3 separate regions of the Homo sapiens genome follow, and all the other regions are linked to region 1. Evidence: read pairs that join two places in POLR2A ChIA-PET (ENCODE). Cell type or tissue: GM12878. All regions are shown on one strand. Links, peaks and the distances in the headings refer to the core of each region. The heading gives the core; the rest is flanking DNA. Region 1 overlaps THADA (THADA armadillo repeat containing). Region 2 overlaps THADA (THADA armadillo repeat containing). Region 3 overlaps THADA (THADA armadillo repeat containing).

The links. Peaks named below come from ENCODE experiments on the same cell type or tissue, not always from the same donor. Only the 100,000 strongest peaks of a DNase experiment are listed, where the experiment ranks them.
Region 2: POLR2A ChIA-PET joins it to region 1 with 8 read pairs; 6 of 35 experiments call an interaction of 5 or more read pairs at or near these places.
Region 3: POLR2A ChIA-PET joins it to region 1 with 5 read pairs; 4 of 35 experiments call an interaction of 5 or more read pairs at or near these places.

What each region holds. Positions count from the first base shown.
Region 1 is chr2:43,383,559-43,391,669 of GRCh38, forward strand. All of the region lies in intron 29 of THADA (THADA armadillo repeat containing), which reads right to left. Among named protein-coding and RNA genes, the nearest start is that of LINC01126, 160 kb to the left of the region's middle. RefSeq lists silencers at 7,695-7,744, 7,785-7,884. In GM12878, for the core only: no CTCF peak of the experiment used is centred there; DNase peaks (open chromatin) are centred at 3,613 and 4,130; H3K4me3 peaks cover 1,026 bases; H3K27ac peaks cover 3,518 bases.
Region 2 is chr2:43,474,681-43,482,791 of GRCh38, forward strand. All of the region lies in intron 26 of THADA (THADA armadillo repeat containing), which reads right to left. Among named protein-coding and RNA genes, the nearest start is that of THADA, 120 kb to the right of the region's middle. In GM12878, for the core only: no CTCF peak of the experiment used is centred there; no DNase peak of the experiment used is centred there; H3K27ac peaks cover 1,291 bases.
Region 3 is chr2:43,268,907-43,277,017 of GRCh38, forward strand. The region is part of intron 36 of THADA (THADA armadillo repeat containing); the gene reads right to left. Among named protein-coding and RNA genes, the nearest start is that of LINC01126, 46 kb to the left of the region's middle. RefSeq lists enhancers at 4,271-4,771, 4,540-4,589, 4,772-5,272. In GM12878, for the core only: no CTCF peak of the experiment used is centred there; no DNase peak of the experiment used is centred there; H3K27ac peaks cover 804 bases.

The DNA of each region.
Region 1 (8,111 bases), core at 1,356-6,355:
AGCATCCTGAAAAACGTTCATCTGAATTAGTACTTAAACATAATGAACATAGGAGTTTAACTGGGGATCTTGTGAAAATGCAGATTCTAATTCAAGAGGGTTGAGGTGGCCCAAGATTCTGCATTTCTAACCAGTTCTAAGCAATGCTGATTCTGTGGTCCAGAACCACACTTTGAGTGACAAGGTTCTCTAAACTGTGCCTGACCTCAGGAAATGAGTGCTTACTAACACTCCACAGCAACCTATTGCATCTGTGAAAGGTCAATCATTAAAAAAAGTGAAAAACGTTGTCAATTCTTAAATTTATACAAAAATACCAAAACATATTCACTTGAACATAAATTCTTGGGCAGACTTTTTGGTGGTATTTTGTTTCTTTTATTAACTGAAATTTTAGATGTTTTTAGGCTTCTACCATCACTCCTGGTCTAACATACACACACAGGCTACCCCCCTACCCCAGCTTCTCTATATGAATTTTAAAATGACCAAACTTACTATGATCAGTGCAGTGATAGTAAGAGTTAACTTCTGAAATGGACAGACAACTGAAAATTATGCACCTCTACTCATGCTCTCATTCGGGAGGGAGAAGTAAAAATTTAGAGAAACAACAAAGGAGGAAAAGCTAGGACAAGGGGAGAGTAACAAAGTAAATCACACATTTTTCCAGAATAGAAGAAGTGATGATCTTCAAGACACATTTACTGAACAATATAGTCCTCCTTCTCTAATGAGGCTGTTGAGCTCTTGGGGAGGGGCGAGGGGTGTGAGTAAGAGCTTACCACTGCTTGGGGATTACAGGCTAGGGTACACTGGTATTCATTTTCTTCAGAAACCTACCCAACTCAGTACCCTTTTGAGTTGGTGGGTGTGGATTGTAATTACATTTCTAATTTACTCTAAGAGTTTCCTTTGAAGAACATCAACTCAAATTTCTAGCATGTTCTTCCTAAATGTACATACTGAACACACATATTTGTACGCTCAATCATGAATTTTAATAAATTACTGCCTTGTATCTCTGTTCTCTATATGCACATCTAAAAATCAGACCTGATGACTATTTCAATTTTCTCTCAATCTGATCAATGCATACTTCTTTTCAGTATAAGAAAAATTTGGGGCTGGATGCAGTGGAACATGCCTGTAATCCCAGCACTTTGGGAGGCTGAGGCGGGAGAATTGCTTCAGCCCAAGAGTTCAAGACCAGCCTAGGCAACATAGTGTGACTCTATCTCTACAAAAAATTAAATTAAAATAAATAACTAAATAAACAAACTTAAAAAACAATTTGGAGGCCAGGTGCAGTGGCTCACGCCTGTAATTCCAGCACTTTGGGAGGCCGAAGACATGCAGATCACCTGAGGTCAGGAGTTCTAGATAAGCCGGGCTAACATGGTGAAACACCATCTCTACTAAAAATACAAAAATTAGCCAGGTGTGGTGGTGCACGCCTGTAGTCCCTGCTATTTGGGAGGTTGAGGCAGGAGAATCGCTTGAACCTGGGAGGCAGAGTTTGCAGTGAGCCAACATCTCACTACTGCTCTCTAGCCCGGGCGACAAAGTGAGACTCTGTCTCAAAAAACACAAAAAACAAAAACAAAAAAACCCACAAAAAAACAAAAAACAATTTGGTAATTGGACAAGTAAATGTCTCACATATTTGAAAAAATCAGTTATAAAGCAGGAAACTGAAACTGCATTTCAGAAACAAGTTAGATATAAAAATGACTATACATCCTGTAATCTAAGAAGAAAGGGCAAGCTGGGTGCGGTGGCTCATGCCTGTAATCCCAGCACTTTGGGAGGCCGAGGCAGGCGGATCACGAGGTCAGGAGATCGAGACCATCCTGGCTAACATGGTGAAACCCCGTCTCTACTAAAAATACAAAAAAATTAGCCGGGTGTGGTGGCGGATGCCTGCAGTCCCAGTTACTCGGAAGTCTGAGGCAGGAGAATGGCGTGAACCCGGAAGGCGGAGCTTGCCGTGAGCGGAGATCAAGCCACTGCACTCCAGCCTGGGCAACAGAGCGAGACTCCGTCTCAAAAAAAAAAAAAAAAAAAAAAAAGAAGAAGGGGCAAGCATAAAGTCTATCTGCTATAAATGGACTAAAATTTACATGTAAAACTCATCTGTCTAAAGATTTTTTTAAAGGCTTAAGAAGTTAATAAGAAAAAAGTGTCAAACAGCACATGTAAGATGTTAATTATACTGATCTCTTTGAAGATTAACAAAGGTGATAGAATTTGCTGGCACTTGTAAACTCTTCGAAATCACAACTTTTAAAAAACCTCTTAAATCCATTTGATATTAAAAAAAAAAAACTCCAAACAAATAATCTTAGACCTTTTTAGAAATATGATTCTCAGGAAGCTAATGAAAAATGTCCCCCTCACCAGAAATTTTACTTTATAAAGATTAAAAAGGCATCCCAAATAGGAAAATGACCAAGATTCTAAATACCTATTCCATATGAACATGGGCCCATCAGTAAAACATCTGATATCTGATGCCCATACATACCTCAACAACTGCTTCAGAGTGGTACCAGTTCAAGACTATAACACACAACCCACTAATTAATAAGGAAAAAAAAAGTGGAGGATGAAGCAGGAAGGCAACAATTGGCCAAAAAGGTGAACATTTGCAAGTACAAATTCATACCTCAATTAATAATCCCATTCACTTGATGTAGAAAAGGCACAAAATATGCATGCTATTGACAGTAACAAGAGAAATTCAAGTAAGATTTAACTTATGTTTTTTTTTTCAAACATATGCCTTTGTCCAAAACAGAGAGCCTTCATTTTAATATAATAGATGTAGTTTTCCTTTTTTTCCCCAAATAGACAAAGAAAAACATGTATAAGAATTATTTGACAATTTCTAAAAGCAATAATAAGGATATGCTTTTAAAGGTCTTATTTGTATGCATCATACTACTTTGAGAGTCAAGTGACAGATTTACTACTGACTTTCTAGACATTTACATATATGAGGCATGTATAATATTTAAGGTCCTTTAAAAAATAATATTAACATAATTACGGGCTGGGCACAGTGGCTCACGCCTGTAATCCTAGCACTTTAGGAGGCTGAGACGGGTAGATTACCTGAGGTTGGGGGTTCAAGACCAGCCTGGCCAACATGGTGAAACCCCATCTCTACTAAAACATACAAAAAATTAGCCAGGTGCCAGTGGCGCGTGCCTGTAATTCCAGCTACTCGGGAGGCTGAGGCAGGAGAATTTGCTTGAACCCGGGAGGCAGAGGTTGCAGTGAGCCGAGAGCATGCCACTGCACTCTCGCCTGGGCTACAGAGTGAGATTTCCTCTCAAAAAAAAAAAAAAAAAGCATAATTACTATCTCCGTCATGTATGTTCAGTACCCGTTAGATTTATCCACGAGTTTCCTTTCTGAGGTCTGAATCTGGGAATATGGACAAAGCTTTATGCTTAACTCAAAGAAAACATTTTTATGTTCTGGGTTAAGTTTTCAGTAGAACCTCTGTTTTTAGAGAAGATTCATTCACACAGCCTCTTGTCCCCCACCCAAGAGAGGATCAATGAAACAGACAGCAACTGTACCTAGCAATTCATCAGTGTTTCAAGTAAAGAAGTGAGAAAATTTTAATTATGTGTCATTTTCCGAAGCTTCCTTAGGTAAACAGAAACTAGAATGTTATGCTCTCTGACTCTGAGGAGGGCAGAATTCAGTTTCAACTATACATTATGAAAGTGGATGAGAGGCAGGTTGGAACAAGGACATGAAGCAAGCTATAAGAAGCTAGGATTTTAAAAGTGAGCTGGCTTATATGTTCATAACACTTTTCCAGTAGAAAGACAGAAAGAGAGGAAGGAAAGTGCCTCCTTAGTGACTCCAGTCTGAGTTTTGTATCCCCCTACCTTTTCATTAATGCCTATGCACAGCTCACTGTAGTATGCTGAGCCACAACTTCTGCCCGGGTCAGGAATGGTTTCTTTGGTGGTTGCTGGTATTTAAGAGCTGTATCACACCTTGTCCCACAGGATGATGGGGAAAATCCATAGGTACCATGGAACAAAGGTTCTCAACTAGGGGCAATTTTGCCCCCGCCTCCGCCCCCTGCCTCCCTAGGGGACATAGGGAAATGTCTAGAGACATTTTTGGTTGTTGTTGTCACAAATGAAGGAGGGGTGCTACCAAACACACCACATTGCACAACGCACACACCCACAACAAAGAATGTCAAGAGTGCCGAGGCTGAGAAGCCCTGCCACAAAAGCAAAGGGTGAAGTGGGTAGCAATACAGAGAAATGCAAGAATGTCATGAACAACAATATGGTCTAAAATAGGAAAAGAGTTTTATTACTTATTTAAACTTTCCTTTAAGCCTGTGTGTCAATTTTACTTCAGGCATCTGGGGTGGCTGCCAAATTGGCTATACTCAACCACAGTGCTTTTAAATGGTCAGCTGTGTCCTTAGTAACTCAAATACGTTGGGTGCCATAAATATATCTAAGAGCTATAGCACAAGTACATAAACGTGCAATCTCAAATATGCTATCCCAATAAAAACAAAGGTCTTACTTTTGGCCTATTCCATTTGCATATACTAAAAACAAATAACAACAAATAATACTATTTTTATTGGTTGGGAACCACCAAACAAATCCCTTCACATTATGGGACCACATACCATCAGATATTTTACAGGGATTCTAGGAAATGACAAAAGCCTGACAGTGTACCCACGGTGAGATGTTTTGTTGTGTTGCATAATTTTTAAAGTATATTCAGAATTATCGTCAGTCATATGAAGTCTCAGACAGTAAGAGTGGAATGGCTCGCAGGGGATGGAAAGCATATCTTCCAAGATGAAAAAAAAACTTGGAATGTGCTAGATTAATCTATCTAGGAGGATCCTGTATCTCCTTTCACTTTATGAACTTCAAATTTCTCCCTTCCCATGATAAAAGAGTCCTTTGTCTCAGACAGTGTGAGACACTGATTCCTCAAGTTTCCAGTGGGATCTGAGGGAGAGGATGTAATTCAAAACAAAACAGGTGCAAGGAATAACAACCTGATAGGCAAGAACTCTGCCCTTAAAAATTTGAGCTAATCTCAGCTCTTATAATCTTTAACATGATCTACAGGAAGGCAGAGAACACAGTGACTGACCGGAGGAACCTCTCTGTGAAATATGATAACACATAAAGTCAAAATTGCTGAAAATGGACTTATTTGTCTCATGCACTCACACATCAATAGGAATCCTCATGTTTTACAGTATTATTTCAATGTACAACATTAATTTTTTTAAACACATTTTTCTTTAGCTCAAGGTCTTTTACTCACCATCTACACCAGTGATTCTTACATTTTTAATCATAACCCCCTCACCCCCCGCCCGTAGCAGTGGTGGTGGCAGTAGCAGCAAGTATTAATAATAGCAACTAACATTTACTGAGCATTTACTATATACCAGAGACCTTGCTACCCACTTCCCGCATATTAACTCATTTAATCTTCGCAGCCACCCTATGAGGTCATTTTATTTTCCCATTTACAGAAGAAGTGGAGGCACAGAAATTAAGTAACTCACCCAAAATAACACAGCTAGTAAGCAGCAGAGCTAGGATCCAGAGGGAGACAAGCTGGCTCCAGAGTCCACTCTTACCTACTACCTGAAAGGACCTTTCTGAGCACATGCTCCCAGCTTTTGTGTACTTATTAACTTAGAAATTATATATTATTCTATTAATACATTATGTACATTACATATCAAATGTAAAATAATAGCTAAAAGCCAGGTACACCTGTAGTCCCATCTACTCTGGAGGCTGAGGCAGGGGGACCACTTGAGCCTAGGAGCTCAAGGCCAGCCTATGCACCATAGCGATACCCTAGTCTCTAACAATAACCATAATAATAATAAAACAGGATGCGATAAAAGAAATAACACACTAACGTATTCTTCCACATATATTATTGTCTTGCAAACCCCACTTTGAAGGCTACAGGCCTACAGAGCCCAAACTGCTTGGCCCGGCATTTGTGGTCTCTCACATGCTGACCTGCACCCACCCTGCCATTCACACATCCTCTCTCCTTGACACAACAGGCTGGTTTACTCACTGCCTCCTGCAAACACTTTCTGATGCCCTCCTCCATGCCTGGGCTCATACCATGTCCCTTGCCTCAAAAACAGAAAGCTAGTTTCAAGGTTTATCCCAAGGCCCAATGTTCCCCTGAAGCCTTCTCTCATGTCTCCAGTCCATCCTGGTCTTGCCTCTCAGATGTGTGATCTCGGCCACATGCTTGGTGCACATAACATGTAGCCACGTATTTCTGTGTAATTGTCTGCAGTGTCAATGGTTTATTTTCCAGGTAGCTCATAAGCTTCTTGAGAGCAGAGAATATGCTATAAATTTTCTTTGTATCCTCCACAGTACCTGACATAGTATGTACTTAACTTCTCAATAAATATTTGCTAAGCAGAAGAATAAACATTCTCCACATTTACTCTACATCTCTAAGGCCCAGGTCCAGAGGGTTAAGGTAAAGGTCATACCAGAAAGCAGAGGAAGTAATATGATGGATACTTTGCTCTTTGCCTAAGCTCATCAGAACCATGACAGACTGACGGTATTCACGGTGATTCCAGAAGAAAAGGGTTTCAGAGTCCCCAGCAGTCCTGGCATCTATAGTATGACCACCTCGCTTTAGGGAGCTCTTAAGTTTCTAAAGTAATGGCATCCTTCCTGGCCTTGTTTATCCACTACTGCCCACTCTGTTGGCACTTTCCTATGGGTAAAGATAGTCTCAAACATGCAGTTGGTATACCTGCTTACAAATGTCTGCAGCCAGCACAGTTTCAGAAGAAAATATGTCTACCCTTTACCTTTATTCAAAAAATAAGAAAGTTTTCCCATGTCTTGTGATAGAATTTTGCTCAAACGTTTCCAATGACGACTATTCTGACATGCCAACTGCCCTCCTCTCCTATCTATTCCTGATTCCCCTTAGCCTACTCTACTTGTTCCTTTGTCCGCAGCAACGATTACCTTCTAACAAACTATCTAATTTACCTATTATATTTACTATAATAAGTTCTGATATGTTTTATTGAATGTTTATTTCTTGAACATTTCTTACTGTCTCCCTGCTGCTGGAATATAAGTACACTGAGAGCAGTAATCTTGGAGGGCAAGGATGTGTCTCTTCTGTTCTCTGATATAGTCCAAGCACCCAGAACAGTGCCTGGCACGTAGCTGGTGTTCAATTAGCAGTTGTCGAATGAATAAATAGATGACATCAAATCCCATTTTACCCACAACCCGAAGGCCCCAGATAGAATCCTTCTCCCCTGACAATATTCCTTTTCCTCATCCAGAGAAGCAGTATACTACAGTGGCTAACTGCACAAGCTCAAAAGCTTCAAACGATCCTGGGCTTGAATCTCAGTTTTGCTTTTTACCATTTAATCTTGCATAACTTTAGTGAAATCGCACAACCCCTCTTGTTTTCAGTTTTCTCACCAGTAGGATGGGAATAACACCTATCCTCCAGAAGAGGCTCTGTAGGAACTCAGTGACTGGTACATCACACTCACACACATACATCACATACACACACACTCTATCTCTCACTGAAAAAAATATATATTTTTCCTCTTTTTGCTATTAATTCCCCTACTCTGATCCTGAACAGTTACAAACACCTGAGGACACATCAAATGGCAAATCTCTAAGTTTCACTTGCCCCTGACTGATACTCTGAGTTCTGAGCACTTCAAAACAGCAGTACATTGCTTGGGGAACAACCACACAGTGCAGTACAGTCAATGCTCCAGAACCTGGCAGCTAAAAGCTGTCTCCAACACCCAGCAAAAGCTCCCTAAGTAACAGACACCAAATAAAAGCTTTTGGATGTTTATAAGGAAGGGATTAATTCATCTTCAAAAGTAGCATTTTAATTAAAAATGACTTTTTTGGGCTTATATCCAGAAAGGAATATATTGCCAAAAGGTAAGATTTAACAAGGTTTAGTCCTTTCTTTAGTTTTTTTTTTAAGAGCCCAATGCTTCCCAATCCTTTTCACATCAAGGCACACATAGAAAGTAATCT
Region 2 (8,111 bases), core at 1,464-6,463, 91 kb after region 1:
GGAGGGAAGTATGCAATTGACCATTTATATGTATCTAAATCAACTTCAGGTATTCAGAATTTGAGTGATCATAGAGATAAATAAAAGAAAGATGAAGATGTCTGAAGAGTATTAGATGCTTCTAGAATTGTGTTTATAGAGTGGAAAATTCTAGCCCTCCAAGATTTAGTAACCTGTTTCTTTCTCAAGAGAAGTTAGTCTGACCCCGTCTTCTACTAAGCCTGAGCGGTCTGCCCTGACCCAGACCGCCTCATGGACCACTTCTATAGAGGCAGTATATGCTGAAAAAAACATTTAGAGTTTAGAGGACAGAAAAGAAAGAAACGTAGCAAACAGAGAAAGAGAGATTGTTCAGGACAACTGACCTAAGTTGAGTTCAGAGACCAAGAAGTTACATCAAAACACTTGGTTCATAAATAAAAATAATTAATAATCCCAACAAATTTAGAAAGACGGCTGGGCATGGTGGCTCACACCTGTAATCCTATCACTTTGGGAGGCTGAGGTGGGTGGATCACTTGAGCTCAGGAATTTGAGACCAGCCTGGGCAAATGGCGAAACCCGGTCTCTACAAAGAATACAAAAATTAGCCAGGCATGGTGTCACGCACGTGTAGCCCCAGCTACTTGGGAGGTTGAGGCGGCGGGAGGATGGCTTGAGCCCAGCAGGCAGAGGTTGCAGTGAGCCAAGGTTGTGCCAGCCACTGCACTCCAGCCTGGGCGACAGAGCTAGGCCCTGTCTTAAAAAAAAAAAAAAAAAAAAAAAACCTAGAAAGACTATTTGACTTCACATTATTTGGCCTTACAAGAAGAAAATCAATGTGATAATATAGAGGTGAAATTCGAAAGTGAATTAGAGTTTATATTAAAAAACAATGTTAACATTCTGTTAGCTTGTTAGAGATTAGCTCTGAACCAGGGAGACATTTCATATTGCAGAATAGCATTTTCGTGGTTAGGAACTGATTACATTCTACTCAGAATCTCTATTTTAACGTTCTACAAAACTTAGTAAAGTCATGTGTAAAGACACACACTTTGTTCCTGGGTGAGATTTTTATAATGCAAGCTGCTTACAGGAATGAATTTTATGGAATCATATATCTAGACACTTGTACTACTTCACATCTTTTAATAATTACATAAAGAAAATACATAAAAGAAAAACATATTTTCCTATTAAGCTAAAATACTACATACATAGTCTTAAGTCACTGTTCTTAACACAAACATTTTCAGAGCTTTTCAGATAGCCTAGAAGAATGTAGTAGCACACATGATTAGTTGCCTAATCAATATTTATTCCTCTATCTCATCCTTCCTCTTAACAGAACTGATTTTGGTTGGGTATTCACCCTTCTGAGTAGTCACGTGCTTCGGGGAGGACCAGCACCAACCCCAGACCCAACTGATGAATCCTATTAGTCTAATTATAGTGGATCTATTTCTATCACCAGGGATAAGCTGGGCCATGCTAAGATGTTAACTCTGGCCAACAAGATATGAAGAAAAGTGTGTAGAGTGTGGAGGTGGGAACATGGGAACATAAACAGGAGGAAATGCTGTTGCTCTTAAAAAGAAACAGAAATGCACAAGGCCACTGGGTATTGTGCCTAGACACTGCAGTGTCTGGATATGATGGCTGGAACTGAAGCCATCTTGCAACCATGAAGGAAGCTTGCCTGGGGCTCATGGCATCACATCAAGGATGGCACAGCAGAAACAAGAAGGGAAATCGGAGTCTCTGATGATGTTTTCAACCTCAAAAGAATCAATCCTCTTTAAAATTTCCTGGTTATATATGGGATAGTAAGTTGTCTGTATTTAAATTTTGATTTGGGTTTACTGTTATTCGCAGCCAAAAGGATTCTAGCTGCATAAGTCTGAATTATTTCAAGCCTCTGGGTAAATGTTAACAGACGGTGCTATTACTGTGGGGATTAGGAATGACAACAACAGAGTGTGCTACTTAATTTACTAGCAAGACTGTATTTCAAAGCTGGTTACTATGTTATGTCGTTCTCCCTGTCGGCACTCTTCACCCACCCCACAAACAGATACATATATCACAGTCATGCAAGTTAGGTACTAATCTTGCTGATCAGTTCACCAACTGTATTATAGGCACTATCTTCCCCATACTAATGGTCAAATCATTGGGAAAATGGAAATTATGTTCTTCTGACAAAATGTTAGAAGATTCTAACCTAGAATATAAAGTTCATTCTCTCAAAGAGGCATTTTGGTTATTATAGAATTTTTAAAGGTCTACAATTATGAAATTTTCCTAGATTCAAATGTATTGACTACCTACTATATGTAGGACGCTATTTTACATTTTTATCTGACAATGTGGGATAATTTACAGTGTATTTAGCTGTAACTAAAACTAATCCTTTCTGTTGCTGCCAAGATATATCTCAAATATATATGTCTTTCTCACAGTAGATATATCTACTGCTCCTAATAATCAGAAATATGCCTTTCACCTGCTTTAATCAGTATCCCGACAGCAGTATTCCCCAAACTGTTGGATGGAAAAAAAATGGCAATATATGTTCTTTGAGAGAGAGAGAGAGAGAGAGAAGGGAAGAGAGAGAATCTCCATGGTCAAATAATTTAGGGAAATGCTCATACTGCATGCTATATCCCACTCTTGATGATTCTCAAAACACATTATAGCACAGGTCTGAGAAACCTGTCATTATTTAATTCAGCATTTCTAGTCAGTGAATAACAGAAAAATCTATTTTTCACTAAACATCTCTTAATTTCTTGAGAAAACTAGTATTCGTTAAAACATAGGACATATATTCCCCATTAACATAGCTGCTACTCAATTTAGAAGTGGCACTCCCTTTCAAGGCCTTGCATCACATTCTCCATGCCCACCAGCCAGTGGTACAGAATGCAATCACTTCTCAAATAATTCCTAAAGCAATGGTTTTATCACAGAATACTCTGATACAAAGACTTCTAAATGAATCCCAATGTTCTGTAAAATTCAAACTAGTCTCCTGACATGTCTGTTTTCCACACTCACTGATAGTCTCAGAACCTACTACAGTGCCTATGCAGACTAAGTGACCATGAATCCTTGCTCTAGGAATGAATGACTGAATGAACACTTCCACATGTCCTCTCTTTCCTCATCTGATTCATCTTTTAATTTTCTTAGACATGTACAATGTGTGTTCCAACTTCTACATCTCTGTTTATGTTACATGATCCCATATGCAACACCCTCTTCTCTACCTATTGAAATCCTGACCATCCTTTCAAGTCCGGATTCAACCCAGACTGCTACATGGAGAATGGCCTCATCCTCCTCTGACCTCTTATCCCCTGACAGTCAGTGCCAGAGAGTTTGATTCTCACATTTCCTAAACTAGTTTCCATGTTGGTCTTACCTCTCAATAAATGGTAAACTCCTTGAAATCTCAGACATGTTATAAACTACTTTTGTATATACCAGGATGCCAAGGTCCATAAGGAGTATTCAATGAAAAAATTAAGAGTATATTTTATTTAAAAGTTCAATGTATAACAACAATAGCTGGAAATTCCTGAGATTTCCAAACTGTACATTACTCAAATCAGTAGTTACAAGGACCAAGTTCTGAATAAAGAAATATTATCCAAGTTCTAAAGAAACTGTTCCCTCTGGCTTTAACCTCTTAGACTCCATTTTCTCATTTGGAAAATAGCTCAGTGGTATTGCTCTACAGGTATTGAAGGGGCAAGAAATACTGCTTGTAAACCCCCTGATAAATGAAGACTTTATCTCATACTCCTGGAAGCAATCCTGACGTCTTAAATTATGTAATCCTGGTATTACATTATATTAGTCTGGCCCATATAAAATGTAAGCTACAAAAATACCAAAGCTAAGAAAAAATATTTACTCATGCTTTTACTAAGATGCAGAAAGAGGATACATGCATTGCCAAAATTCCATAGAACATGCTCAAACTAAAGCAACAATGCCTTAGTTATTAAAGAAGGCAATAGCCTGAAGCAGTACTTAGAAATAAAGATTACTTCGTCCACGTAAGAGTCAATATTTAAGAACACAATGACTAATTCCCACTTCAAGTTCATGAAAACATTTCTTTTGAAGAACTTCTTTTCAGTTAAAAACTTTATTTGTGGTTCTCCTACCTGTAATCTATGAACCTAAGAATGAACAAAAACTTGAAACATGAAACTCTCTAATAGGCCAAAGTGTCAGTACAGACTTAATTCTGACTTTAGGAACATCTCAACCAGGGTTACACAAAACTTGTACTTTACCTCTCAGTCTCCAAAAATACTCATTTATCTACTCTGCCTAAAGAGTAGATAAATGATTGAATGTTAATTCTACAAACAACTCTGGAAAATGCATGAATGACACTCCAGACTATACCAAAACACTAGAGCTCTTAACTTACTTTCAAATCATTAATATTTATAATCTTATGATAATTAAAGCACCTCTTTGAGAAAATTAACTTCATACTTTAAATCAGAATCATCTGAATCCAAACTACTATTACTGTTGCTAACAGAAACTTCATTTCTAAATAATCGACTGATTTTTTAAAATGTTTTAGTTGAGCTTATTGTGAACTAAAAATAACCATTAAATTCTATCACCAGCACTAGCTCTGTGACCTTACACAAATTGCTTAACTTTTCTGCACCTCAATTTTCAGATCTGCAAAATGAGAATGAGACTGGATGACTTCCTAGGTCCTCTCAAAGATAAAAACAAATAATAATAATGGTTATTAGTATCATTTTAATTAAAGATATCAATGAAAGACATAAGCACACACTCTAGAGAAAGAGTTAAGTCTAGAGAAATCATAAGAATTATCATAAGCCTCAAAATCCTCTATCAATAGCACCAAACTATTATCAAACATAAGAGTTTTATAGAGATAAATGTTAAAAAAAAAAAAAGTTAACTTCTTGCTAGCAACACTGATATCCTTATTGGGGTAATTTCATTCATTCTCTACTTTCTAACCAGAAAACTAAGATTTCTACCTTCATAGTTTTACGACATTCCCGGTTGACATTAGAAACCTTGAGCCTTGCTCCTCTCCTCCCTCACCTCTGTCTACATGAGAACAGCGAGGGGCTCATTGAGGTAAATAACATTCATGCACCAAAAAATACACATCCTTATTGTCTTTTACCGTCCAGATAAAGAATCTTAAAGTCAACCCAAAACAAAATTCTCCTCTGGTTTACTCCTACCTTTCCTGCTAAAATCAACCTACTATGTGGGAGATTTGAGATTATTGGTCAACATTCAGACTTTGGGTGAAGTGGCTAATTTCCCAAAGAGTCTGACAAAATAAAATCTAAAGCCAACTCCAAAAAGGTGACACCCTGCCCATGAGGGAATCCGTTGTTTGGTGTGTAACAGCATGTGCTCTGCAGATGGAGCTCGCTTTGTGTTCTAGTTCTGCCACTTTCTGGCTGTATGGCCACAGGCAAGTAGCTAAACCTCATGAGCCTTAGGTCCCTCTTCTGTGAAATGAGGATGATACTGCCTACCTCGCAGAGCTGTGATCTCGGCTAAGTTAGACATGTATAAAGGGTCTGGCATGGCCCACGCACTAAAGAAATGTTACCTTCCTTCACAACTTCTCCTGTCCTTCTACACAACTGAACAGAGACTCCAGCACCACAGATAACTGCCATATTCTTCATCAGACTTGGAGTCCCCTAGGGCAGAGAGTATTTCTGATTTATCTTTGGATCCCAGTAACTAGCAGAGGGCCTGGCCCAGAGTAAAAACATAATAAATGCTTGTTCAGTGGAGAAAATTAGAACTGTTTGGGTTTGAGGATGTTAATATTACCCTGGCCGCTCACGCCTATAATCCCAGCACTTTGGGAGGCTGAGGCAGGCGATCACAAGGTCAGGAGTTCAAGACTAATCTGGCCAATGTAGTGAAACCCCATTTCTACTAAAAAAAAAAAATTTCAAAAAATTAGCCAGGTGTGGTAGTGTGCACCTGTAATCCCAGCTACTCGGGAGGCTGAGGCAGGAGAATTGCGTGAACCCGGGAGGCAGAGGTTGCAGTGAGTTGAGATCCTGCCATTCAACTCCAGCCCAGGCAACAGTGCGAGACTCTGTCTTGGGGGGGAAAAAAAAAAAAAAGAAAAAAAAATTACCCCGGCCACAGTCAAAAGAAAATTCTGTTTTTCAATTTGGCCAAATAGGGCTTGCTACAAGTTACTATGTAGTTCGAAGCAAATAAGCTATTCTGAATTCTAATAATTACATTCTCTAAAATATGAAAACCCAATTGCCCTGCAGCTTTCAATTTTAGTTTTGAGAATTCAATTCTTTCCCAAACAATAGCGTGGGTAACCACAGAAACTTGTGGAATCTCTTTTCCTAGAAAACATGAAGAACAGGAGAGAAGCCAGTCTGTCTGGAAATTGCTTCAAAATCTCTCTATAAGCACGATGCTGGACTGGATTAGATGCCCCTTGAAGGATCCTTCCAGACCTACACCACTAAAATGCTAAGAAAAATAACTAAAATAATTCTCTATCACTTATACCCTGGAAAATAAAATAAATACAATTTAACATCTCCCAACATAGTCACTAGAAACAATTTTACTTGGATCATCCCATGATTTTAGAAACACATTTTCTTCTTAAATTGTACTAAATTATCCTAAGCTATTAATTTGAATATGAGCTCTCTTTAATAAGACAGAATAGAGATTGTACTTAACACAGTAAACAAAACTATTATTTTGTTCCTCTTTCAATCTACCTGTTTCCATGTACCCCAAATCTACTCATTTCCCAATGCCTTGTAAAAAATACTACTTCCCCCCAACATATACTCCACTCAATTCTACCATTTATAAATTTCTAATGTGTTCATCACTCACATCACATTGTACAGGTGATTTTTATATGGTGTCTCCTATTTGTATCTGACTCACATGTAACAATTTTTGTCTTCCTAACTGAACTGTAAACTCCTTGAGTAAGATCCAAGTTTTATATTCTTCATGTACTCCCCTATTATGTTAATACTGAGTTCATGATAAGTGCTTTCAAATTCTCATTGGCTCACTGATTTAAGGTGGAGAGTGTGCAAAAGCTAGACAATGCTATACATTAAGAACCTGCATGAAGCTTTGGCAAAGCACACTCCAAGAAGTCAAAAATAAACCTTTTCTGATTGCTACATATTGACATGTATCATTTAGCTGGGACTCACAGCTGAAAGTTAATACACACAGGGGCTAAAAGGAAAGACCTAGAGCTAAGCGCCATATTAGTTTAGCTCCTGTCCTGTAAGAAATGAGGAGCTATGAAGCTGAGCTCACTCACATGGAGATGGAGGCTATTTTAGAAAACATGCATATTGCACAGGTTGCAGAGCTTTGCTGGTTCTGATTTTACATAAAATCAGTTCTTCATTCTGTCAGGCCAAGTCAGTCACGCAGCAATAAACAGAAAGGAAAAGAGCTTTAAAAGTTAAAATGTAATAATATTACTTTAAAAGCACAAGTGAAACTTCTGTTTTCTCATTCTTTAAAACCCAAAAAACACATCTAAAATAAGACTAATGGGTGCAAAAATTCAGTCATTACAGGTACCCTCTACACACTTACAAAGGATCCTCTGCTCCTTTCTTTATATATGAAACAGGAACTTCTTGTCTGTACTATGCGACAGGGACTGTTCTACGGCACTGGGAATACATCATTTTACCAAACTTACAATTCCAGTAACATTATGTAAAGCCTTACTTTAGTATTTTAAAAAAAGAAAAGACCTCAGGAATATTCCAAACCTTATTTTACAGAGAAGAAAACCAAAGCCCAGAGAGGTTGGCTATTTTGTCTCAGTTGATTATAGTGGTTATATTGTAACAAACGCAGGAGTAGAAACCAGATTTCTTATTTCTCCTCTAGTAACAAAATTTACTTATTCATTAGGCAATTATTCCTATATGCCTTCTATATGCCAGATACTATGCTAGACTCTAGGTACCCAAGAATGGTTAAGATACTGACCTTGTCCTCAAAAAGCACGGTCTTAAGAGCAAGACAATCAGATGAGTACAATCACAGAAGTGGTA
Region 3 (8,111 bases), core at 1,739-6,738, 110 kb before region 1:
TCATCCTCACTGAACCAGGGACGAACGAGAAAGGTGGGGGGGCCCATCTTGCCACCCCTGACAGAGTAGTGACCCTAACACCTGAAACTGGCTTAGGTTCAAAAAGGAAGCCTGCTCACCACAGTGAAGAGAAATCCTGCATTGTGATATGGCCTTGCTGAGGAAAGCGAAAGTTCCTGAGGAAAAGGAAAGCACAGAAGAGGAGAGCCGAGGCCACGAGCTGGAGAAGGAAGATCACCAGGCACCAGGCTTGCCCTGACTAACAGGGAAGACAACACCCTGCAGCCGCGTCAGCACCAGATGGCCTAAGCCTCAGACTGAGGGCTTATCATCACCCACAGGGGTCAGTCGCCTTGGCCAGAGAGCTCGGCTTTCAGAAGCAGCAAGAGTCAGGGCAAAATGATGCAAAAATGACCCTCATTTCCTCGAAAGGAGCCTGTTGTTGTCTCTCTGGGGATTAGTCACTGGGAGGCCATGGTAACAATCCCATCACCCCAGCAACCAGGCCCAGCCAGGGTACTCACTGGCACTCATAACTGGCCAGCAGATCGAAGACGGGAGCATTAGTTTGCACCTGCTTTTGCACATCATGGGAGCCGCTGCCAGTGACGCACTCGCTGAGATGCAGGTGAACGTCAGGGGGCCCAGGCTCTCTGGAACAGCAACTGATGGCACACGCAACTTGGAATGCGGCAACCGGAGCTCCACCGTGCCCACCCACTGCAGCTGGCAGGAATGGGGGCCTACCTTGATCAAATCTCTTTATTTTGAAGGAATAAATAAGAAAACAGATAACTGGCTCCCACATAACTATCTTCCTTCAAAAGCATTTCCCCTCACCCTCCACTGGTTCACAGTGGGTTAGGACCACAATTCCTAGCCTCTTCTGTTTCCTCCCCTGCAGCCCCACTGACAATACTGAAGAACACACAGCCAGCTACGGAGAGAGGCCCAGAGAGACCAAGGCAGTGGAATCCCGGGCTGACTCAGGGTGTGGTTTGATTGCTGACTGCTGAGAGATGGCTGGTTTCACAGAACACTTAGTTCTTCCCACCCCAGTGTTGCTGGAGTTCCTCCAAGCCCTCTTCTCAAGGCAGTGTTCCATCTTCTCTGCCCTTACCCCACACCACCCCATCTCACCCCTGCCAGCTCCTCTCTACCCGAGTCTGGATTATTCTCAGGGGGCATCCCTACATTTCTGTCATTTCCTCTGTATAAATCAAGGCTTGGGGGACAGTAGAGAGGTACTGTCCTGGGCCTCAGGAGTGGGTGTTGTAGACCTCGTTTTTCTACTCATTATGTGACACTGGGGAAATCATTTACCTTTCTTGGGCTTCAGTTTCCACATCTGTAAGTCAGAGGCTCTAAAACCCTCGAGTCCTGGGATTCCCTCCCTTTAGGAGGGGCACTGGAGAACAGGAACAGCAGCAGCCTTGACAGAGGACCACCTGCCGCCTCTTGCTGCATCTGCCCTCTATTCCCTTTCCCCAGGGCACACTCTGGTATCTCAGCTCTGGTCCCCAACCCATTTTCTTACACTCTGACTCCAGTGTCTTCTTTCAAACACAACAGTGAGTTTAGAAGACCTTCAATGCACCCCTTTCTCTTAACTCCTGGGTTCTAAACTAGATGCCAGGTTTGGACTCCTTTCCCTGTCTCAGAGAGGATCTGAGAGTGCAAGGCCTCTGTCACCACAGGGGCCGGAGCTCCAACTCTGGCTCTGACACTTATCTGCCTTGGGACGTTGGGCCCATTCCTTCAACTCTCTGAACTTCTGCATATTCACATTTAAAATGGAGGAAGTATAGTAGGTCCCTATAATCCCAGCTACTCAGGAGGCTGAGGTGGGAGGATCCCTTGAGCCCAGGAGTTCAAGACTGCAGTGAGCTACAAGTGTGCCTGTGAACAGCCACCAGTACTCCAGCCAGAGTGATGCCATGAGACCCCACCTTTAAAAACATAAAAATATAAATAAAATGGAGGAAATAATAAAGTATCTCACAGTGTTGTGAGGATCAAAGGGGATAAAATGAAACAGGAGCATCAAGAGGGAGGTGATGAGGTTCTCCTTCCCCTGTCCCCCCACTGGCCTGCTCAGAGTGGGAAAGAGCAGACGGGGCTCTGGGAGGAAGGGGCCACCTCCCCTAGGCCTTCCAGATCGATTCATGTAGCCTTGGCTCTGGTCTCTCACCTGGGACCTGATAAGCAACTGACAAGTATCCACCTGCTGGGCACTTCCCAGGGCCGGCCCTGTGCTAGGCATGTGGGTCCCTATGGATGAAACTCTTGCTCAAGAAATTCCATCCTGCATGATCCAGTATGGAGTGACAAGGGAGACACAGAGTTAGTCCAGGATTTTCTACAGTGGCCAGTCTTAGTAGATGCTTCATCAGTTCCTCATCAGCTGTTTGAATTAATGTCTCTAGGAAGAAGTCAGGACTAAGGCAGGCGATTTAATCTGCCATAATAAGAAAATGCTGTGACCTCAGGGCAATTTCATAACATAAAATCCAAACAGCTCCCCCACCAGGTAGATCTGAAAAACACTAAGCTTCTTACTGGGTTTAACTACTTTGATAGATACATTCCTCAATTCATTCATTCAATTGATCATCAAACAGTGATTCTTATTGAGAATCTATTATGTGCCAAGTTCTGAGAATATAGCAGCAAACAAACAAGACAAAAATCCTACACTCTTGGAACTTTTTTTTTTTTTTTTTTTTTTGACAGAGTTTCGTTCTTTTGCCCAGGCTGGAGTGAAGTGGTGCAATCTCAGCTCACTGCAACCTCCACCTCCTGGGTTCAAGCGATTCTCCTGCCTCAGCCTCCCGAGTAGCTGGGATTACAGGCATGCACCACCACGCCCAGCTAATTTTTGTATTTTTAGTAGAGAAGGGGTTTCACCATGTTGGCCAGGCTGGTCTCGAACTCCTGACCTCAGGTGATCCACTTGCCTCGGCCTCCCAGAGTGCTAGGATTACAGGCGTGAGCCACCACGCCCGGCCTCTCTTGGAACTTTTATTCCGGTGGAGAGAAACAAATAACAAATAAATAAAATTATGCAGATAATTAAACCAGTGGGGTGAATGATAGCAAATAACTGGGTGGTTACTGTAGTCTGAGAGGTCAAGGCAGGCCCCCTGTGCAGATGACACTGAAGCTGAGATTGGAATGATATGAAGGAGTCAGCCATGCAGGACAAGGGAAGAATATTCCAAGCAGAGGGAACAGCTACTGCAAAGGCCCTGAGGTTGGAATGGGCTCTGGAGTTGGAAAACCCCAAAGATGGCTGGAGTGGCTAGGGGAGGAGCGGCAGGGGCTGGACTGGGTAGGATTTTATATGTTGCCTTAGGAGTCTGGGTTTTACCCAGATTAAGATGGGAAGCCAAGAGAGAGTTCTGAGCAGAAGAGCAGTATCATCTGTTTTACTCCTGAAGAAGTGAGCCTGAATTGCAACGAACAAAAATAGAGGCAGGAAGACCAGGCTGTAGAAGTCTGGGGAGAGATGGTGGTGGCTTGGACTAGCACATGAAACAAGCCTGGCGGACAGGCACTTTCTAAGTATTTGTTGAATGAATGAACAAGTGAATGATTGAATACCCTTGATCTGACCACTTCTCATCTCATACTTAAATAGTAAGAAAAATCTATAGACTATCTTAAGTAGGAGTAAGAGAAGGGGTCAGAAAACAATTTAGAGTTTTGGTTTTGTGCTTTTTTTTTTTTTTTTTTTGAGACAAGGTCTCACTCTGTCACCTAGGCTGGAGTGCAGTAGCATGATCATGGCTCATTGTAGCCTTGACCTTCTGGGCTCAAGTGATCCTCCCACCTCAGCCTCTTCAGTAGCTGGAACCACAGGCATGCACCACTACACTTGGCTAATTTTTAAATTTTTTTGAAGAGACAGGGTCTCCCCATGTTGCCCAGGCTGGGTTTGAACTCCTGGGCTCAAGTGATCTGGCTGCCCCGGCCTCCGAAAGTGCTGGGATTACAGGTATGTGCCACTGTGCCTAGCCCCAATTTAGAATTTTAAAGTAGACACATATAAATGATGGATGGCCAGGCACGGTGGCTCATGCCTGTAATCCCAGCATTTTGGGAGGCCAAGGCGGGCAGATTACTTGAGGTCAGGAGTTCAAGACCAGCCTGGGCAACATGTAGTAGCCCCATCTCTACTAAAAATACCAAAATAAGCCAGCCATGGTGGTGTGTGTCTGTAATCCCAGCTACTCAGGAGGCTGAGGCAGGACAATCGCTTGAACCCGGGAGGCGGAGGTTGCAGTGAGCCGAGATTGCACCACCACTGCACTCTCGCCTGGGCGCCAAGAGTGAAACTCTGTCTCAACAACAACAACAACAACAAAAAAAAAAAAAAGAAGAAAAAGAAATGATGGAGGCAAATAAGTTTAACTCATCTGAAGAGGAATTTAGGCCAGGCTTGGAGATAGGTAGGAGGATATATTCTAGTAAAGTGATTCTTAACTTTTTTGGGTCATTCTTCTTTAGAAAAAGGTACTTGGTACATCTACAATATTGAGTCTGGGGCCAGGCTCTGGCACCACAGAGCAGAAAGGGCACTTTGAAGGCGATATACCTGAGTCGATTAGGAAAGAGCCTACTGGAAGGCAGGAGGAAGGGGGAGGCAGTCAGTACTTGCAGAGCCCTTCTAGTGCCTGACTCTGTGATCTGGCAGGAACTGAAAAAAGCACAGGGCCTGCTGCGGGTCTGAGACTGGTGGGCAGCCTTAGAGGTTCCAGGAGTGGAATCATCTGTGACTCAGTGTGAAGTCCCACAGGGCTGGGGCTTTGCTGACTGAGCTGTCTCACTCCATAGGGCCACTGGAAAATGTCACAGTGACCCAGGCCTTTCTATCTCTCTCCTCCCAGGCTTCCCTCCCTGTTTGCTCAAGGGTCGGGGCATATGAGAAGTGTTCATCCTTTCATGCTGGCTCACGGGCTCTGTGTGGGTGACGATGATGCACACATGTATACATGTGTGCAGATGTTGTTTTTTTCCTTCTTTGCCTTGCCCTGGCTACATGGCTGCTTGGACTCAACCTCACAATGCCACTTGCCTACTGCTCCCTCCTCTAACCTCTGAGTCTCATTTTTCTACATCTCGCTCCTACTTCCCCTCTTCCACCTCCCTCCTAAACACCATTGTTATTCCAGTCTCTATGGGTCACCATGCCAAGCACAGGAGGCTCCTTTGGTGTCTCCCAGATAACCCAGGGGCATGGTCCCTGCAGCCCCAGGCTGGCTTTCTGGTCCTGTAATCCAAGACCCTGACTTCAGAGGTAAGAGTGAGGAGGGACCCAACACTACAGGCTGCAAACTCAGCCTACCAGACCCGGACAGTGTGCGAGTCAGCAAGACTGCCACCCTAGTTGGTATGAATCAGTGAAAAACGCTGTCCCTTGAGCTGGTTCCAGCAGAGAGGGTCTGCCTGCTTGTTCTGAAGCTTTCTTATTTCAAAGCGTACTCTCATGTTTCTTTTGCCACCTGACTATGGTGAAAAATCAATCCATTAACACAAATTGAGCACCCACTGTGTACCTAATAGAAAACAGTCTCTAAGTTCATGAGGGCTAGTTGGGAAGAGAGAACTAAAGCACAGGAAAGGGAAAATGATAAAAGCGTAGAATAGCAAAGGCTCTGTGATGATACAATAACCAAATGCTGCAGCGGCTCAGGGAATGGGGAGATCCTGGAGGGCAAGGGTGCTGTCGAGAAGATGGGATTTAATGCATTCCCGCTAAATGTCCATATTTGGAAGGATGAGCAGAAGTTTTACATGACTTTTTGTGGGCAAGGGGCCTTCTAGGAGAGAGGGACCAGAACTACTTGGAGACAGTATTCCAAGAAAAAGAGCCACAGCCGATCTGCCTGCTTGCCTACCCACTATCCCCTTTAAAGGTCTTACATATTTTCTTTCATAAGAAAGTTTCTACCAAGAAGTCATCCTTCTTGAACCAAAACACTGACAACAGGCATGAAATCTGGCACGCCTTAAAATTCCTTGCTCAGTGCCTTCTCTTATCCTGTATCAACTCAAGCAGAAACTGTTTTCCTTTCTTTTCTTTTCTTTTCTTTTTTTTTTTTTTTTGAGGGAGTCTCACTCTGTTGCCTAGGCTGGAGTGCAGTGGTGTGATCTTGGCTCACTGCATTACTGCGAAAATTCCACCTCCGAGGTTCAAGCAATTCTCCTGCCTCAGTCTCCAGAGTAACTGGGACTACAGATGTGCACCACTATGCCCAGCTAATTTTTGTATTTTTATTAGAAATGGGGTTTCACCATGTTGGCCAGGCTGGTCTTGAACTCCTGACCTCAGGTGATCTGCCCACCTCAGCCTCCCAAAGTGCTGGGATTAGATGCGTGAGCCACCGCACCTGGCCAGAAACTGTTTTCTGAGCCTCACAAATGGAGACGGGAATGGGAGGAGGCCATCTAAATTAGGTGGCCAATAGTGGCTGAAGCCGAAAGAGCAAGAAAGGGGGAGATCCAGTGCCAGGAAAAGCAAGAAGCCTGAGGGAAGTCCAGAAAGCCATCCCCCTGCCTGCCCTGTCCCCATGGCCCATCCAGCTCCCAGAGGCACCCTGCCTCTGCTAAGTGGAACGTATGTGGTTCTGCCTGGGGACCTCCTGATCTAGCCATCCTTAAGCCCATCCTGGAGTCCTTCGGTCTAACTCTCTGCAGTATTTCCAGCTAAGCCACACCAGATAACTTGCATCAGAGTGAAAGAGCTCTGCAAAAAGAAAAGGCTCAGGTATCCCTGGCTTGTAGGAAAGGCTATGGAAGAACCCCAATCACTGGATTCTTTCTAACCTTCTAAGATACCTTTCTTATCTTCTCTTCCTCTGAAGGCAGCTTCACAAATTTGTACCTTCATGGGTTCCTCTCCTGCTGCTCTCATCCAGAACTCTGCCTAACTTAAGAATCATGCAAATGCCAGGATTTAAAGTTAAGTATTGTCCAGGTTGTTTTTCCCACACAGAGGCCTTTGTTCAAATGAAATCTGACATTAAATGCCCGATGTGGTATATAAAACAGATCTGAGTGGCCGCTTGGTGGAAGAGGGTGGGGAGCTGCAGAGATAGCCTTGAGCATCTCCTGCTCTTGTAGCATTAGAGCTCTTTCCTGAGCATTTCAAGGCCTGAAGTCAGAGCAGGGAAAGGAGGAAGGCAGAGCCTTGCCTGGAGTCCAGCCCACAAATTTTTTTTCTCCTAGCTACAAATTTCAATACCTTACTCTTAAGTCCTGGAAATGTCATTTCTTCCATTCCCTTCTGCAGGCTCCATGATTGGTACAGAGTGGGGAGGGAGGGGCAGAGAGGGTCCTGCAGCTGGGGCTCCCTGATGTCCATACTTCTAAGGGCTGAGGGTGCTTTGGACATTGCAGGGAGAGAGTTGTTAACAGGCTGTGAGTTTCATGCTTCCCTGTGTGGGCTGCAGCATGTGCAGGAGATTCCAGCAGGCAAAAAAGGTGAATAAGAAATCTGTTCTCAGGAGGGCCGGCTAACCATGGCATTATTTTCTCCAGGCCTTCTAGAATCATTAACTAATCAAATCTAGACCTAAAGCCAATTATGCAAAAGGATATGTTAGGGTGAGGAAGTCTGAATGACTGCATTTAATGCTTGCCTATTCTACAGGTTCCAGAAAGTGCCCGTGGGGACCGATAACTAGATCTGTTAAGGAGCACTGGAGATCCCAGGATAGCTGTGCTGCGTTCTGAGGAAGGCAGGACAGAACCCAGACAGTTTATTCTGTTCCCACAGCAGATAAAGGTCTCCCTTTGCCCTCTCCATTTCGAATGTTGAGCTCTCCAAGACCTAAGGAAAACTTTGTCCTGGATCACAGTGACTTGTGGCCTCTGAGTGCCTTTCCCGATTTCCTGGTAGTTTCACTTCCTGGAATGCCACAGTCTGACTTCTACATCAGTGCCAGAGGCATGCCTTGTTATTTTCCCCTGGACACCTCACAGGTTTGAAACTCTGAAGTCACCTCATGCTTTCCCTTCTCTCCCACCTCCCACAGCAGCAGTCCCCATGTTGAGATTACCCAACCCCCAACCAGTATTCTCATACATCAGTCCTCTCCTCTCCATCC